2 separate regions of the Homo sapiens genome follow, and region 1 is linked to region 2. Evidence: chromatin loops called from intact Hi-C (ENCODE). Cell type or tissue: endothelial cell of umbilical vein. All regions are shown on one strand.

Region 1 (8,000 bases), 410 kb before region 2:
TTCCTTCAGTTTGGATTTTACTTCTAAAGGCAAACATTAGGGTAAGCAATGTTTTCTGCATTAGTCTCAGTTGACACTAACTGGTCAGGAGAAACCAGTTGCTCCGAGGCATACTTCAGGGTCCTGGGTGAGCATGGGATATGTCAAGGCCACCTGGGTTGGGAGAGTTTAAGGGATGCTTACACAGAGGGAGGGAGACGTTTGGTAGGCAAGGTCATTTGTTCATTCATTCTCTCACGTATGTTTTGAACAATTGCCTTGGGCCAGCCACCACGGAAAGCTCTGAGAATTCAATGGTATGGTAAATATGAGTCTCTGTCATGCACCTTCTTTAGGGTCTACTGGGTCAAAATCCGCTGGATAAAAATCCTGCCTGCTGCACTTCCGTCTTGGGGAGTTTCTCTGGATCAGAGCCTCTGCTTCCACCACCACTACCTCAATCAGCAATAACAAACCGATGGCTCTTAAGGGCGAGGGGGCTAAAACCACAGAAAAGGAGATGGAAAGAGGAAGCAGGAAATTTTCTTTCCGATATTTAAAAATCCTCACAAAACAGTGAATCTATGCTTCATAAACATTATCATCTGCAGAAATATACACAACAGAATTTAACTAATTTATTTAAACTCCAACTTGTCCCCAAAACAGGCAGGTTTCAAGAAATACGGGGTAAAAAAAAAAAAAATTCAGGACAAAAGAGTCAGGAGTAAGGCTATACAGAAAAAAAAAAAAATGCAAATCAATAAGAAACAAGGACTCCATGCTGACGCCAGTTAAGGAAAAGTGAGTTAGGAAACCATTCGCTTAGATTTTTTGGTTAATAGGTACCATTTAAAAAAAAAAAAAATCACTCAGTTAAAAAAAAAAAAAACCCACACTCCCAAGGGCTATGCATATTGCCTGACTTCAGTTTTGTGAAAACAAAAGCTGTATCTTTAAGAAATTCAACTCAAACATCAGCTTTTGAAACCAAGGTTCAGCAAACAAGAGCCAATAAAAATGCTGTAACTTGAAACCAACCCACACAGCACAAAAAGAAAGGAGAGAGGTCTGCCCGGGTCGCCCTCAACACACCCTTCTAACTTGGTTCTAGAACAGCAGTGCCCAGTTTGCAAGACAAGAAGCTAATTGACTCGAATGTCTGCTGCATAAGCTATAAAATAAGTACATAAAGAACAATATGAACATACAGCGCCATCAGTTACATAAAAAGGCCTGACTGTCCGACGCCACACTGTGCACCGAACAAGCACAGCAATTGTTTCAGCGGGCTGCACGGAGGAAGAATGAATAATTAGCGTCCTTGTGAATCAAGTCTCCACCAGGAAGAGAGCTCCATCCTGCAGCAGTGGCACGGCAGCACCCTCAGCCCGCCAGAGTCAAGCTGGGGTTTTTAAACGTCTTTATTGACAATCAGGATGCAGGCAAACATATTCTTCAGCCAAGTAAACCGACAACTAGCTCCACTGTGGTCACTGCTCATTGGCTGGAACACCCGCTTCTTGTCTAAAGTCTCACCAACTGCTACTTTCCATTACCAGGAAATGTCATTTTCCCTCACTTGTTTATTTTTGCATTGGCTAGGAATACAACAACTTCTGCTAAAGGTGGAGGGGCTGTGACAAAAGCATCCATTTGAGCTGTCCTGGCACAACAGGCACAACACAAGAAGTCCCTAAACGTTTCTTTCCAGAGAGTATGAGTAGAGGGAAGCAAGGAGTAAGTATCTTTGATTCTAGGATTTTTCTCCTTCTCCCATATCACCAGTGTCAAAAGATGTCTCACTTCCTCCTGCAAATGTGATAATAGGAGAGCAGGATGTGTGGACTGTCACTAGGACAAAAACCCACTGAAAAACCACTGGAAGTGTCTGATGCGTTTGACAGTCTGCAAAACAGGCAACATAAAGCAAAGGAATGACCATAGGACCTAGAATCAGTAGATGGGATTCAAATGTCTGCTGTCTCTCAAGAGCTGTATCATTTTTAGCAAGTCATTAACTTATCTGGGTCTTACTTTTCCTACTTGTAAAATAGGGATACTAAGTGTTCTCATCCACACCAACACACCCACCCCAAGCCTAGGGTTGTTGACAGAATGAAATGAGATTATACACAGGAACTTCCTTTGATATGAATATGATTCTATAACTTCATCTATTTGAAAACTCAGAAAATGCTGGGCACAATCCCAGTATCTCATGAATATTTACTATTTGCTTAGCACTGAGAAAGCCCCTAGGAGATGCAGAGAATTAAAAGGTACAGTTCCTGACTATGAAGAACTCATGGACTAGTAAAGTCAGGATATGTAAGTTCAGGGCTAACAAAAACTCAGGCATAGTCCACTGCTGATAATTACTCTCAATGCTTTTCCCTCATCTCACTTAATTCTTCACTACTCAGGAAAATCCACTGAGTTCTATCCAGAAGGCTTACAGCCCTAAAAACAATAACAACAGAATTGATAAGTGGCATCTCTCCAGCACCCAGAGGTATTCTTGGAGACAGAGAGTTGAGAGGAATTCCCTATTGCCCTTGAGTTACTCTATGAATTCAAACCATGGGAGTACAAGAGCCCCAAAGGAAATCATGTCTGAAGTGACAAGAAGAATTTGCTGCCAATCTTTCAATTAAAACTTTTTTAAGATAAGACTCTACATGCAATGCCTAGGAAAACCTAGTTCAGGAACCTCTAGAGTCTGAGCCCTAAGCTCACAGGTCTGAAATCCAAACTGTAATATTACTTAATAATGGGTTCCTATATGCTAGGTACAAAGCACTAAACATTTACACACATTTTTTCATTTGATGCTCAAAGCAACACTAAGAGAAAAGGAATTTTCTTATCTCTATTTTGCAGATGAAGTGAAGGATTTGATGGAGTTAAGTAACTGACCCAAGGTTTGCAAAACCGGTAAGAGGTGAACCATGATTTGAACCCAAACAGGTTGATTTCAAATCCCATGCTAATTTATCACACCGTGATTGTTATATTACTCTCACTTATGTCTATTTCCCACTCTGCTGTTCATTTCTGGAAAATTACTTAGTCACACTGTTTTATTTGCAGGACAAAAACCACTATGGATTCCCCACTATGGAGGACCCAGAGTTGACAGGGAAAGTGTAATCCAAGGTACAAAGTCCCACAACTTTATGTACTTCTCCAAGGAACTATTTTCTCCTGAAAGGTTTGGTGAGTTCGAAGATGTGACAGAGACCTACAAGAGCCCAGAAAGTGGTAATATTTTTGAGTGGTAAGTAAAAATATGTTCAACCTAACTAGGAACAAGAGAATATAGTTAAATAATGTGCTCACTTTTCACCCATTTTCACCCACTGAATGAGCTAGCAAACCTTCTCGAAAAGTAATTTGACATGCTGTGCTTCCAGTTTAATATCTAAGAACTCTTTGCCTAACTCAAGGTCATGAAGACTTTTTATTATGTTGTGCTAAAAGATTTAGCTTAACCTTCTACACTTTAGCCTAGGATCCATTTTGAGTTAAATTCTATGTACCGTGTGCGGTAAGAATTTAAATTTACCTTTTTTGCATGTGGATATCCAATTGTCCTAGCACTATTCATTGAAAAGACTATTGAATTGAATTGCTTTTGAATTGCTTTGGTACCTCTGTAGAGAAATCAATTGACAATAATGTAATGGTTTATTTCTAGACTCTCAATTCTGTACCATTATCTATGCTTACACCACTGTCTATCCTTACACCAGTAACACACTGATTTGAATAGTATAGCTTTGTAGTAAGTTTTGAAACTAAGAAATATAAGACCCCTAATCTTTTTTTCTTCCCTTTCCGAATTGTTTTGTTTATTCTAGGTCATCTACATTTCTATACTGTTAGAAACAGCTTGACAATTTTTTTTAAAAAGATGCATACTAAAATTGTATAAGGATTGCACTGAATCTACAAATCATTTTAGGAAGATTTAACAATATTGAGTCTTCCAATCCATGAACATGGGATAACTCTCATTTAGCAATAAACTAGTCTTGCACTGATTTTATTAAATTTATTCCTCAGAATTGTGTTCATAATGTGGGTTTCAGATTGCTTGGTGCTAGTATGTAAAAATACAATTGATTTTTGTATACTAATCTTTTATCCTGTAAGGTTGCTGAACTCATTAGTCGGTTCGTACTTTGGGGGAATCGGGATTGGGCATGTGTTCCTTTAGGTTTTCTAGTACAGGCTCAATTCATCTGAAAATAAAGAGAGTTTTCTTTCTTTCTTCCCAATCCGGATGCCTTTGATTTCTGAACCTGCAGTACAATTTTAAATATAAGTAGCAAAAGTGGACATCTCTGCCTGGCTTCAGATCTTAACAGGAAGCCACATTAATAAAGTGCATGAAGAAGCAGTCCACCCAAGCTATTATCTTTCTTGAAGACTTTACGAAACAGAACTGGCTAAATATTTTCTTATACTGATGAACCATGATCACATACAAATAAAAAACGTACTTAGAAACTTTAAAAAATGAGTGTGTGTTTTAAATTAAGAACAGAATCAAAAATGTCATCTAATAGATGAAAGATAAAATTACTCATAACAAATATATGAAAAAACAGCACCATCTCATGTAATGAATGCTCGAAGTAGAGAGAAGGAAACAGAAGGGAGGGCAAACAAGGGCAGCAACAGTCCGGGAGAGACTGCAATCACTGCCAGCTTCCGAACAGGCTCCAGGTCAGCACGGTTCTGCCAGGCCAGGAGCCCGGCCCCATCAACCCTCTCTACCTTCTACTCACCCCAGAGTTCAGGACTGGGAGGAACTGGCAGGAATGGGGCTCTAGCAATCTGGCCCCAACCCTCACCCCCATCACCCAGCTAGGAGTAAACTGGTAATGGCCTGGAAGACAAGGAGCCTCCAGTGGGAGCTCTCACTCAGCAATTTTCACACAACAGTCTCTTATCTTAACAAAGCAGCCGGACTTCTTTTTGAAAACTTGGTTCCCGGATGGAAACAATCGGGCAGTATCCAACATTGTTTGAAAGAACACACTGGTTCCAAAGACCTTGTTTTCTCTGAAAGGTGAAAGTTTAGATTCCCCAGCAAGAGGCATAGCTGGGTGTTCAGAATTTGACTGCTGGAGGAAACTGCCAGCTCTGAGGCACCCTCTCTCTCTATCCTATACACAACTTCCAGCCTGGAGCACAGCACCTGCCTAGAATAACTACTGCGTACACACTTAGGCAAGTCTGCAGACAACGGCTGAATATTTACTGTATGCAGAGCCCAGTGTCCAGTGTAGTTATTTTTAATTTCATATATTCCATTATACTATGCAATAAACCTGATAAGGAAGGATGAGTGGAGGAGTAAATAAAGTAGACATTACAATTGGGGATTTCACAGAAAATACTGTTTGAAAAATGACTTCCTCAAGGGATTTAAAATCTTGTGAGAAAGGAAACAATGAAGAAGTTGGAAATGCAGACAGAACTAGAGTTCATATTCTTAATTTTACAGACGTTCTCATTTTCTGGTGTCTCGGAGAAGTGAATAGCCCCAATCACTTAGTCTCCCCCAAAATTAGAATAAATGTCTCCCTGGGGTAGGGTAGGTGAGCCTTTGTGAACATTCTACCACATTTTATGATGGGAACTCTTCAGTTTACATCCCTCCCTCTCATACCCACTGTATCCCTCAACAACTGTCACTCCTGCCTCTGTAATCTCTGTGCCTGGGACATAATAGTTGCCAAGGAAATGTATCTTCTTCCTTTCCTCTGCTAATGGGATTTTGGACAAAAAAATCTGACACTGGACATATCCCCAACATAACTCCAGTGATGTAACACTAGTGCATATCCCAGCTTTGCACCTTTTCCCATCCAAAGGTTGGTGCATTATCAGAATGATCTGAAGGAAAAATAAATTATTCACATCAAGGAAGCACCTGCTCTCTCTTTCCTCCTGCATGTCCCAACTAGAAAAAGCATCTCTTGTGCCAGATGGAAAGAAAAAGAGGCCAGGGTGTCTGAGAAGGTCCCCAGCATGCCCACCTGTACAGCAGCCTGGGAAGCCTCAGTATCTGACCTGCCCTGGGAAATGACTTCCAAACGCCTTCAGGGACTAGGCACTTCTCACAGGTAGGTACCTCACTGAGGTACGTTGTTGATTCATGGCAACCTTGTGAATCAACCACTACCTATGAAGTGGGAACATTTTAAAGGCAAGAAATCAGAGCTCAGAAGTCAAGTAACTTACTCAAGATCACACAGCTAGCAAGTGTTGGCCACTTTGGTTTGCCATTTAGAAAAGACCCTGAAGCTCCATGCACAAGTCCTACAAGGTCTAATTTGTCATTATACATTCCCTGAAGAGCTGAGGGGGATAGCCTGATTAGCAAGGTGAAGGAGAACCAGGACAGATGCTCTCTCTTCTTCGCTGCTATGAGCAAAGATGAGATGTGCTGGGGGAATGGAAACTGCAAGACAAGTAAAAATTGACATATGTAAAAAACAAAAAAACAAAACCAAATACTGGACAATTATCTACTAAAAATGTTGTCTTGAGATGTAAAAATTATAAATTAAATTAGAGCTAGCTTTGAATTGCTTTTTAAGTTCACTTATTTTATGGTCTGTACAACATGTAATCAGGACATGCTCCAAAGATTACCCTGATAAGCTGTGAAAAGAGCACAGTCATTAAATAAAATCATGAGATAATTGCATGGTTCTCTGGGTTGGGCTTACTAATATGGATGCTAATTTTATCTGTGATACTACGGAGTGAAGGCGCTCTTAAAACTGAAGGTCCTTTAGCAGAGCTCTACTGCACACTATCCTGTGAGCTGCATGACTAGGGAAAGCTCTCTGGCTTCTGCTTAGCTTATAGGAGTGCATGAGGACACCTCCCAGCCTCCAGCCCTGGAAAAAGCACTGGACCTCTCCAGCTACATGCCTTCTTTGTCCTTCTCCCAGTCAAGGCTCCACAGGCAAGGCCTCCACCCCCCATCTTCCATTGTACTCCTGCGCAGAAGCTGAGGATGGGAAGCTTAGAATAAATTATGTGAGCCCTCGCCCTGGCAGAAGTGACAGGGTGGACACCACACACTATCCCATCTCCCTCCAAAGACTTTATCTGACAGTAAGTATGTCACGTATGCAATGGTTCCTTCAAAATAATTATTTCAGTCACCGAATCTATATCTGTGAGGGAGGATCTATATTTCAATTCACAGAGGACCAGTATTTGAGAAATTAGACCTCTAGTTTCTCTACAGTTGCAGCACAACTGCCGGTGGCTCACGCCTGTAATCCCAACACTTCGGGAGGCCGAGGCGGGCGGATAATGGGTCAGGAGATCGAGACCATCCTGGCCAACATGGTGAAACCCTGTCTCTACTAAAAATACAAAAAATTAGCCGGGCATGGTGGTGGGTGCCTGTAGTCCCAGCTACTCAGGAGGCTGAGGCAGGAGAATGGTGTGAACCTGGGAGGCGGAGCTTGCAGTGAGCGGAGATCGCGCCACTGCACTCCAGCCTGGGTGACAGAGAGAGACTCTGTCTCAAAAAAAAAAAAAAAAAAAAGGAAAAGAGAAAAAGGAGAGAGAGTATAGGAAAAGAGGAAAGAGAAAAGGGGAGGGAGAAGATCTAAGGCAGAGGGGAGGCAGACAGCGGAGGAGGTAGGTAAAGTGAGAGAACGAGCTGACATGTGTGTTCCATGAAATGCCTTATCAATGCTCTATTGATAAAAGCATTCATATCAATGCTAATACTGGATAATTCATATCCGGCCATAGGTTCCACACAGGTTGTTGATCAATAGTTTACAAATACATGAAATTGGATCTGGGCATTTTTTTATAAACCCATTTTTCATTTTTTTCCATAATCTTTAATTAAGATGTTCCTACACTATAGAGTCAAAAAATAAAAGTCATGGTCCTCCAGAAGAGGTCATAGTTTCCGACTGCATGCTCAGGGAACCCCCAATGAAGGTATCATTTGTACTCCCATTTAATAG
Region 2 (8,000 bases):
TACACAGGATTTACAACCTCGTCCAACTATTTATTAAGAATAAATTCCTAAAGGTGGAATTGCTGGATCAAAATGTTTTTGTAATATGCATAAATCTCCCTAATCAGTCGATTTCACTGATATACAAGTTTCCTTATAGTGACAGACCTTGGAATTGTGCTTATAGTCTGAACCAGCCCTTGGCCTTCTCAAACACAGTTCTCCATTATAAGTAGTTCCAACAAAGTGACTCAGGGGCATTTAAAAGATACACAATTTTATTTTGACTTTAGTAATCTAAAGATTACTAGAGACCCACAAGACAGATGTCCCAAGATACTGGCCATACAAAACCCATTTGTGCAAAATTAGACTTAACGACCCACCTTGTGATCAGCCCTCATGCTCTCACCTTCCATCTCTCTGCCCTCGTGCCCTCCCCTCCTTTCTCCCTCCCTCCCTCCTCTTCCCTTCTTTCTCCCTCCATTGCTTTCTTCCTTCCTTCTCTGCCTCCTCCCTATCTTTCCTCTCTCCTCCTCTCCCTTTCTTTGTAAAATTGTTCTCCTTCTTTCTCTCCACTCGCTTCTTTCTCTTTCTCCCCTGATTTCCTTCCTTCTTTCCTTTTCTTCCTTCCTTCCTGAAGCAGCAGGGACCCTTCATCAGGGCAGATGGCGCTGGAGTCGGCGAAGGTTCCAGCTGTACAGAGAGCCATATAAGCTGTCTGTGAAATCTTCAGGTTTTGGTATTCATTATTTAGGTTCTGTGGAAATGAGTTTGCTTTGAAGTCTACTAACTCATCCTTCTCTTCAACTTCTTATTTCCTGTAAATGATCCATTAGTTTTTGGCAAGATTCATGTCACACAGCATTTCCACCAGAGGGGCTGTTCTACCGCTAGGGACAGTTTGAATGCTGTCTCTTGAGGTGGAACTGGATGAAAGATGGGGATGTGTAGACTCTGCTTTCTTAAAAGCTGCCTCAACCAGCCCTAACGTTGCCTCGAATTAATAATGTGAAACACATGCTCTATCTGCCTGCTAACGGGTGACAAAGCCATTTATGTTCATAATGGCCAAAATTATTCTACGGATGAAAATTTTTCTAAAACTGTGCTAGTCCATCAGTTTCACCAAGGGGGAAAATTCCCCCTCAATCATTCCACTTTCAACCTCTTTCCCAAAACAGCCAGTTCACCACAGCATTATGATGTTGAAAGGGAAAACAAATGGAGGTTATAAACAGTTCTAAGTTTTCAAACTTTCTGCCCCCAATAAGGCAAGCATAGATTAGTGCCAACAGCTAAGTAGAGAAGGCGCTACGCCTTTTCACCAAGATCCAGGGGGCTATGCGGGACTCTTGTGGGTTTCAGAGACCAAACAAATCAATTACAAGGCTTCATCTTTAAATAAAATTGGGCTGAAAAAGTACTCAGCAAAATGCCTAATCTCTCTCTCTCTCTTTTTCCTGGCTGGTGGGAGCAGAAAGATATCCCTTTGATATCAGAGCAAATAAAATTTGAATTACTGACTGCTCATGTTAATGCTGAATTTTACTACCACCATATTTCAAAATGAAATTATTCTAACATGTATGTCTCAAATTAAGATCTGTGATAATATATATTGTAGTCCAGAAAACATCTTAGGCTCAGATGATGTAAAGGCTGATTCCCCTTGAGAGTAAAGTCTGGCCATTGTTTCTCATAGACTAAAGCTCTCCTGGTCCCTCCCAATAAATCTAAGTATTGATGACATCAGGGAGTGCTGCCTGGTTATTGAAGCACATGTTGGGGTGGGGGAGGGGATGGGGAGGGCAAGGCCACACCACTTCATTGTCAAAGTGGTTGGTATGTCTTAAATGCAGGGTTGTCAACATACGGCTTTCTCCTCTGATTTACAAAAATGAAAGGCCTAGGAGAAAGCTTAGCATATGACACACGAAACTTTGTGTACTCTTATTCTGCCATGCTGGAATCCTAGTTTCAAGTTTCTCATGCCATCTTTGCTCCCATGAGCCTCATAATGTCTTTTGGGGGTATTCACAGATTTCCAGTCCCAAAACGCCCATCTGTGTAAGCACAGCCTGCAGCTGACATGTCAAATAAACTCTCTCCCTAAGTCATGACATTCTCAATATTGCCTTTCCTGTTGTTAACACATCACTTCATCAAGGTGTTGGGATGGGATGGAAAACAAGGGGTTAAGCCAGCCCACCAGTGCCCAGGCTGGTTCCTGACAGCCGACGCTAGGTCCACCCTTACATTCTGTGAAGAACACTGCCCTTGAGACTGTGGGATGATTCCTCCTTAGGGAGGAAAGATGTCTTCACCTCCCCAAAGCCTTCTTGTCCAAAGGCTTGCCAACTTCCACCAGGCCCACTAATTAGATGTTAGTTCACATCGATCCAGGGCTGGCCATAACCCACAGAACTCCTGGCCTAGCCCTGCAGATGGCTCCACGCAACTAACGCTGTAAGAATCTAATTCCATGTTTTGAATTACTTTTCACAATTCTTTTCACTTCATATGAAAACAAGATCAAATGTTTATAAGGACTCGTTTGAATATATTTTCACTTTCCAAGCACAAACTTAGAGACAAAAAAAAAAAAATGAAATTTTCAGCAGCCATAAGACAAGAATGCATTTCTCCGGCTACCAAGTCAGATCATGGTGCAATAAAAACATCTCCAAACGCTTTCTGATACATTCTCTCATTTAACCTTATAACTCCTTAATGTTCACATTTTAATTGCAGTTTTAGAGCGTTAAGATCCTCCAGCAGCGCTGAAAGATGAAAGAATTTAAAAATTATTTAATACTAACTCGAAGCAAAAGCGAAGGCATTTCAGGCGGCTAACACAAAAGTTTCGCATTTAAACCACTCAAACTTCTCAGAATCTGCATAAAACTCAGCAAACTAAGTCTGTTGGATCTTTGACTAAGGAAGTGGGCTGTTGTAAAATGTAAACTCCTAACGGGCATCTCTAGCTCTTTTTGTTTTAATTTAAAAACTGGAGTGTAATTATCTCTTATTTACAAGAGTCACAAACACTGCCGAAGGGAAAATAAACCTCCTCTTTTGGGATGAAGTTGCTGACAAAGGTTTGACAGAGAAAAATAATTAATAGTTCTGTGCTGGCACGGGGAGAGTCCCAGAGCTTGGAGAAGTGAACTTGAAGATGTGCCACGCACGGCTGCCGTGTGGCCCTGGAATCCCAGGGGCCCAGCCAAAGGCAGGGTACACGTCTGGTCCTGAGAATGTGGGCAGCTTTGAGAGGGACTTAGGCTATGGCATGAGACAAAAGTCCAAGAGGTTTTTGAATATCCTCCTTAAGTTACTGTTTTGTGCAGAAACTGCTTTGTTCTCTGGTTACAAACTTTCTCCTGTTCAAGAAACCTGTCCATGGGTGATTAATGTCTTTCAGCTGGGGGCTCGAGTGTTCTCCAAGTTTGGTTCTGGGCTCTGCTGTTTAGAATCCCCACCTTGGGAAATAGAGGCAAGAGAGCCTTCAGGACAAGGAGCCGCCTGTGCCAGCTCCCTGGAGCCTACGGGGCACCTCACCTGACTACTGAGGTTAAAGCAGAGGAGAGGTGCACGTAAGATCATGTGCAGCTGGGTCAAAACCCTTGGAAGGAGGAGTCTGCTTCTTAAAAATGTGTGAGTGTACAGGTTCCATCATAACACTGCTTTTAAAGTAAACTACAAGAATCTTTTGAATACAAACCATATCGCATTCTAGCAGACATCCCTCTGTATTTTCATTTGCCTACATGAATGCTAGGAAGCCCATGGCCCAAAACAGTAAGATATTCTCATCCTTTTGTCATTATTATTAATGATGGATGTACTTGTAATGCCTATACATTTCTGCCTCGTGTGATAATCCCTTCCCTTCCCCTGGAGCACAGTCATGTTTTAAGATTGGCAACTATTTTATATCCTTTTGAGGCATGTTTGGGTGATTGGAAAGGGTTCAGATCTTGAAGCTGGACAGAATCTGATTTCTAGCCTTAACAAATCATGCAATGTTCCCGGGCCTCAATTTCCTCATCTATGAAATGGAGATAATATCTTTGTGGCAGAATGGGCAGAGATTATCCTGGCCTAATTCCCCTTGTATGCCCAAAGACAAATGCCTGGCACAGGCAGACGCCTGCATCCCAATGCCTGGCACAGAGTTGGCACCCAATGCACAAGAGCTATTGTTATTATTACTCTTAATAACACAACAAAAAAACAAAACAGTGGATGTTACTGACCAGAGCAATTTCTAATTCCAGCTTCATTATTTCAGATTAACTCAGCTGTTTTCCCCTCTTCTTATAGAATTCAAAAGAAAAGCCCTGAGATTTTGGCTCCAACTTCTCAGTGATACTTTTGGCCTTAGGAATATCTATTAAGAGTTTGCGATCCAAGGAGAACTATTAACACTGGCGTGGAAAGGGAAATTAGGAAGTCTGAATGAAGTAAAGGTCTGCTTGCGCATATAACAAGACCATTTTTCCTGCAAATATTATTTTCTTGGCTCTCAGGATCTTTTGTCCCTTTCTCTGTAGGCTGGGACCTCTGGGGCAAAGGACAGTGAGGGGCCCACACATGTTTAAAGAACAGGCTGGTACATCCTGTCCTTGCTACAGAGCCTGGCACATCAGTAGCAAAACAGACCTCTCTTTTGACACACTTTCTTTGAGGATTCTGCCAGACCCAGGCTTGCTGCTGAAGCCACCACTGAGCCTTCCTCTCGGCCTGGGCTGGTGAACTGCATCCCGGAGCCCCCTGGTGGTCCTTTCCATACTCACACCTCATTCCCACACCCTCTGGGGCAGGGAGAAAACGGCCTTAAAAGACCCACCCAAGGGTTAATCTCTGGTATCCATCATCCACTGGGGCACCCCATTTTCTTAGGATGAAGGCAACATGCTCTGTGTTAAAGATGGTATAGAAATGGCACCTTTCTCTAACATCAAGAGTCATTCATTAAGCATCTCTTAAGCACCTACTGTGTGCCAGGCTCACGCTGGACATGAGGAATAGAGGATTATGACTCAGCTCCTGCTCTTAAGAAGCTTCCAGTGTACAGGAAGAGGCAGACATGAGAGCTGAGAAAGACAATAGAGAGATGTGCCCAGGGAACCCTAGGGACAGTGTCAGTCTCTGTAAGGAAAGTGGGAATTGCATCAGGGAGGAAGGATAAGTTAAACTGGATCTTAGAGTCTTTGCATAGAGATTAGAAAGAAACTAGGCAGGCAGAGAAAGGAGGGAAGGCATTCCTGGGGGATGAGTCGATATGCCTCAATGCCCGGACCTATTAGGGGAATGCTGAGAAGCTGGGGGTGCCTGCAGCAGGAAGGAGTGATAAAGCAGGCTGGTGATGTGGGCAGGGCTTGGAGTGAGAAGACCTCGTAGGTCACACCAGGGAGTGTAGACTTGATCTTCTCCAGTGATTTTTCAAACCATGTTTTTAGACTCCCCATAAACATCTGATTCTAATTTCATGGATGCTGAGACCAAGGGAAAACTGGAGTGGTCATCCATAATCTGCTAACTTTACATTTCTGTGTTCAATTCCGTCTAACCATGAGAAGAATATCAGATAAATTCTAGTAGAGGGGCATCCTACAAAACACCTGACCAGTACTCCTAAAAAGTGCCGAGGCCATCAAAAACAAGGAAAGTAAAAAAGCTATTATAGCCAAGAGGAACCTAGGGAGGCGTGACAACCTAATGTACTATGGTACCTTCCCTGGTGGAACCCTGGAACAGAAAAAGAAATCTATTAGGGAAAAACTAAGGAGTTTTGAATAAAGTATGAACTTTAGTTGATGATTATGTATTAACATTGGTTCATTAATTATAATAAATGTACCATACCAATGTACAATGTTGGCAATAGGGGAACTGGGTACAGGGCCTATGGGAACTCTCTGCACTATCCCACAATTTCTTGTAAATCTAAAACTGTTCTATTAGGTTGGTGCAAAGGTAATTGTGGTTTTTACCATTAAGATGGCAAAGATCGCAATTACCTTTGCAGCAACCTAATAAAAAGTGAAATCTGTTTTTAAAAATCCTTTGTTCATCCAAACAGCCAAATTATTGTCACTGATAAGCTTTATAACTGTTATAAGTTAGAACTTAGAAAATTAACTTGTGCTCTAGTAACATTAGCTAACATTTATTTGGTAGCTATACCAGGCCAGGTACTCTGCTAAGTACCATACTTGATCTCCACAACAGCCTCATGAACTAGGGATCGTCAGTATCACACCCCCATTTTACAGCTGAGAAAAGTGAGGTACGGCGAGGTTAGACAGCTTGCCTGAGGTTATACAGGTAAGTGGCAGAGCCTGCATTTGGACCCAGGTCTGTCTGATGCCAGAGTCCAGATGCTTAATGATGAACATTCCATGCGATACTTTATTGAAAAAGAAGGGTCCACATAACTTTCATTTATTTCTTTCTTTTTAACACTGAAAGCCATAGCTATAGATGGGGTGGGGAGAAGAAGGGATCCTCAGTAGTTTTCCACTGGAGGAGGAACTAGGTCAGAGTTTGGTTTGGGAATGAACATTCTGGCAGCTACAGTGTGAAAGATGGGCTGGCGTAGGCACTGGGCTCCTGCTGCTGAGATTTTCTAGTGATGTCTCCAAAAGGAGGAGGAGAAGCAACGAGAGAGAATGAACTTCCCTAAAAGGATAAAGCAAAAGCCCTCGTATAGCAATCCTTCGGATCTAGACCCAACCAATCAAACCACAGGCATTGCTGAGCCCCTGAATGTATGCCTGGCACAGGCCTGTCTCCACAGACAGGAGCCGACAGTAAAGAGAAAATAACCGCAGCCCAAGAGATGGAGCAGCTGGCCCGGAGTCCCTGCCGGGGGGAAAGGCAGACCTTGGAGGGAATGCTTCCTGTGGCCTGGGGTAGGCAGGGGTGTTCCTGGAGGAGGCCTGTGGGCTGAGCCCTGAAGATGAGGAAAGGGCAGATAGGACTTCAAGCAGAGCCCAGGCCAGCACAAGGCAAACCTGATCCCTGCCCTGCAGTCCCGGGGGCCTGGGTGGCCCAGCCCGGAGATGCCTAGGGCTGAGAGCCTAATCCCTTACCATGAGCTCTGTAGTCTCTCCTGCCCTCCTGGATCAATTAAAAGTGGGAGTCACTTCACCAGTGTACTTGAGAGGCTACTATGTGCCACCTAGAGGCACATTTGGAATTTGGTACTCCTAGAGTTTACAGAAAACAATAGCAAGTCCCCTAGATAGTCAACTCTGCAAAAGCAAAGATGCTGTCTCAGACAGCCTGGCATGTAGCAGGTACCAATTAATAGGCAGTGAACTCAAGAAAGAATTAAAATTGCATGGGTCAAGGGTAATACTGGAATGTACTAAACTGCAGTTGACAATGTTTGGTGCAAAAACTTCGTACTTGCTTCCAACTGTGGCTCTAACAAATTAGTAAATGCTTAGTGGCTTACAACACTAATTTATTATTTCACAATTCTGGAGGTTAGAAGTCGAGCTAAAATCAACATGCTGGCAGGGCTGCATTCCGTTCTGAGGGCTCTAGGGGAGAATCCATTTCCTTGCCTTTCCCATCTTCTAGCAGCCACCCCTATTTTTTGGTTTGTGGCCCCTTACTCCATCTTAAAAGCCAGTGATGTCACATCTTCATGGCCATTCTTCCATAGTCACACTTCCTTCTGACTCTTTCTTCTGTCCTCTCTTCCACTTTTAAGGACACTTGTGATCACATTCGGTGCACCTGGATAACTCAGGAAACTCTCCCTATGTTAAGGCCAGCTGATTAGCAACCTTAACTCCATCTGCAACTTTAATTCTCCTTTACCATAGAAGATAACATACCTACAATTCCAGGGATTAGGACATAGACACTTTCGGGCTGCCACTATTCAGCCTACCACAACCCCAGATTTTAAGGTCAAACTGTAGGAGATAACCATTCTGTCTCCAAAATGTGAAAACAATAATTACCTCTTCTGAAGCATCTCTGTGTACCAGGCACACCAC

Evidence for each region. Hi-C counts contacts between places; a loop is a spot of excess contacts. Peaks named below come from ENCODE experiments on the same cell type or tissue, not always from the same donor. Only the 100,000 strongest peaks of a DNase experiment are listed, where the experiment ranks them.
Region 1: a loop joins it to region 2, with 2.7 times the contacts of the local background. A loop is called at or near these places in 6 of 110 quality-filtered maps.

Annotation. Positions count from the first base shown.
Region 1 is chr11:12,821,526-12,829,525 of GRCh38, reverse strand. The region is part of intron 3 of TEAD1 (TEA domain transcription factor 1); the gene reads right to left. LOC107984313 (a long non-coding RNA gene) reads left to right here. Exons shown (of 2, transcript XR_001748136.3): 1 at 1-1,719; 2 at 2,863-4,262. Among named protein-coding and RNA genes, the nearest start is that of TEAD1-AS1, 97 kb to the left of the region's middle. RefSeq lists an enhancer at 567-1,205. In endothelial cell of umbilical vein, no CTCF peak of the experiment used is centred here; DNase peaks (open chromatin) are centred at 1,145, 4,975 and 5,895; H3K4me3 peaks cover 701 bases; H3K27ac peaks cover 2,431 bases.
Region 2 is chr11:12,409,226-12,417,225 of GRCh38, reverse strand. All of the region lies in intron 1 of PARVA (parvin alpha), which reads right to left. Among named protein-coding and RNA genes, the nearest start is that of PARVA, 36 kb to the right of the region's middle. In endothelial cell of umbilical vein, a CTCF peak has its summit at 4,770 (motif pointing left); DNase peaks (open chromatin) are centred at 4,785, 5,015 and 5,155; H3K27ac peaks cover 1,486 bases.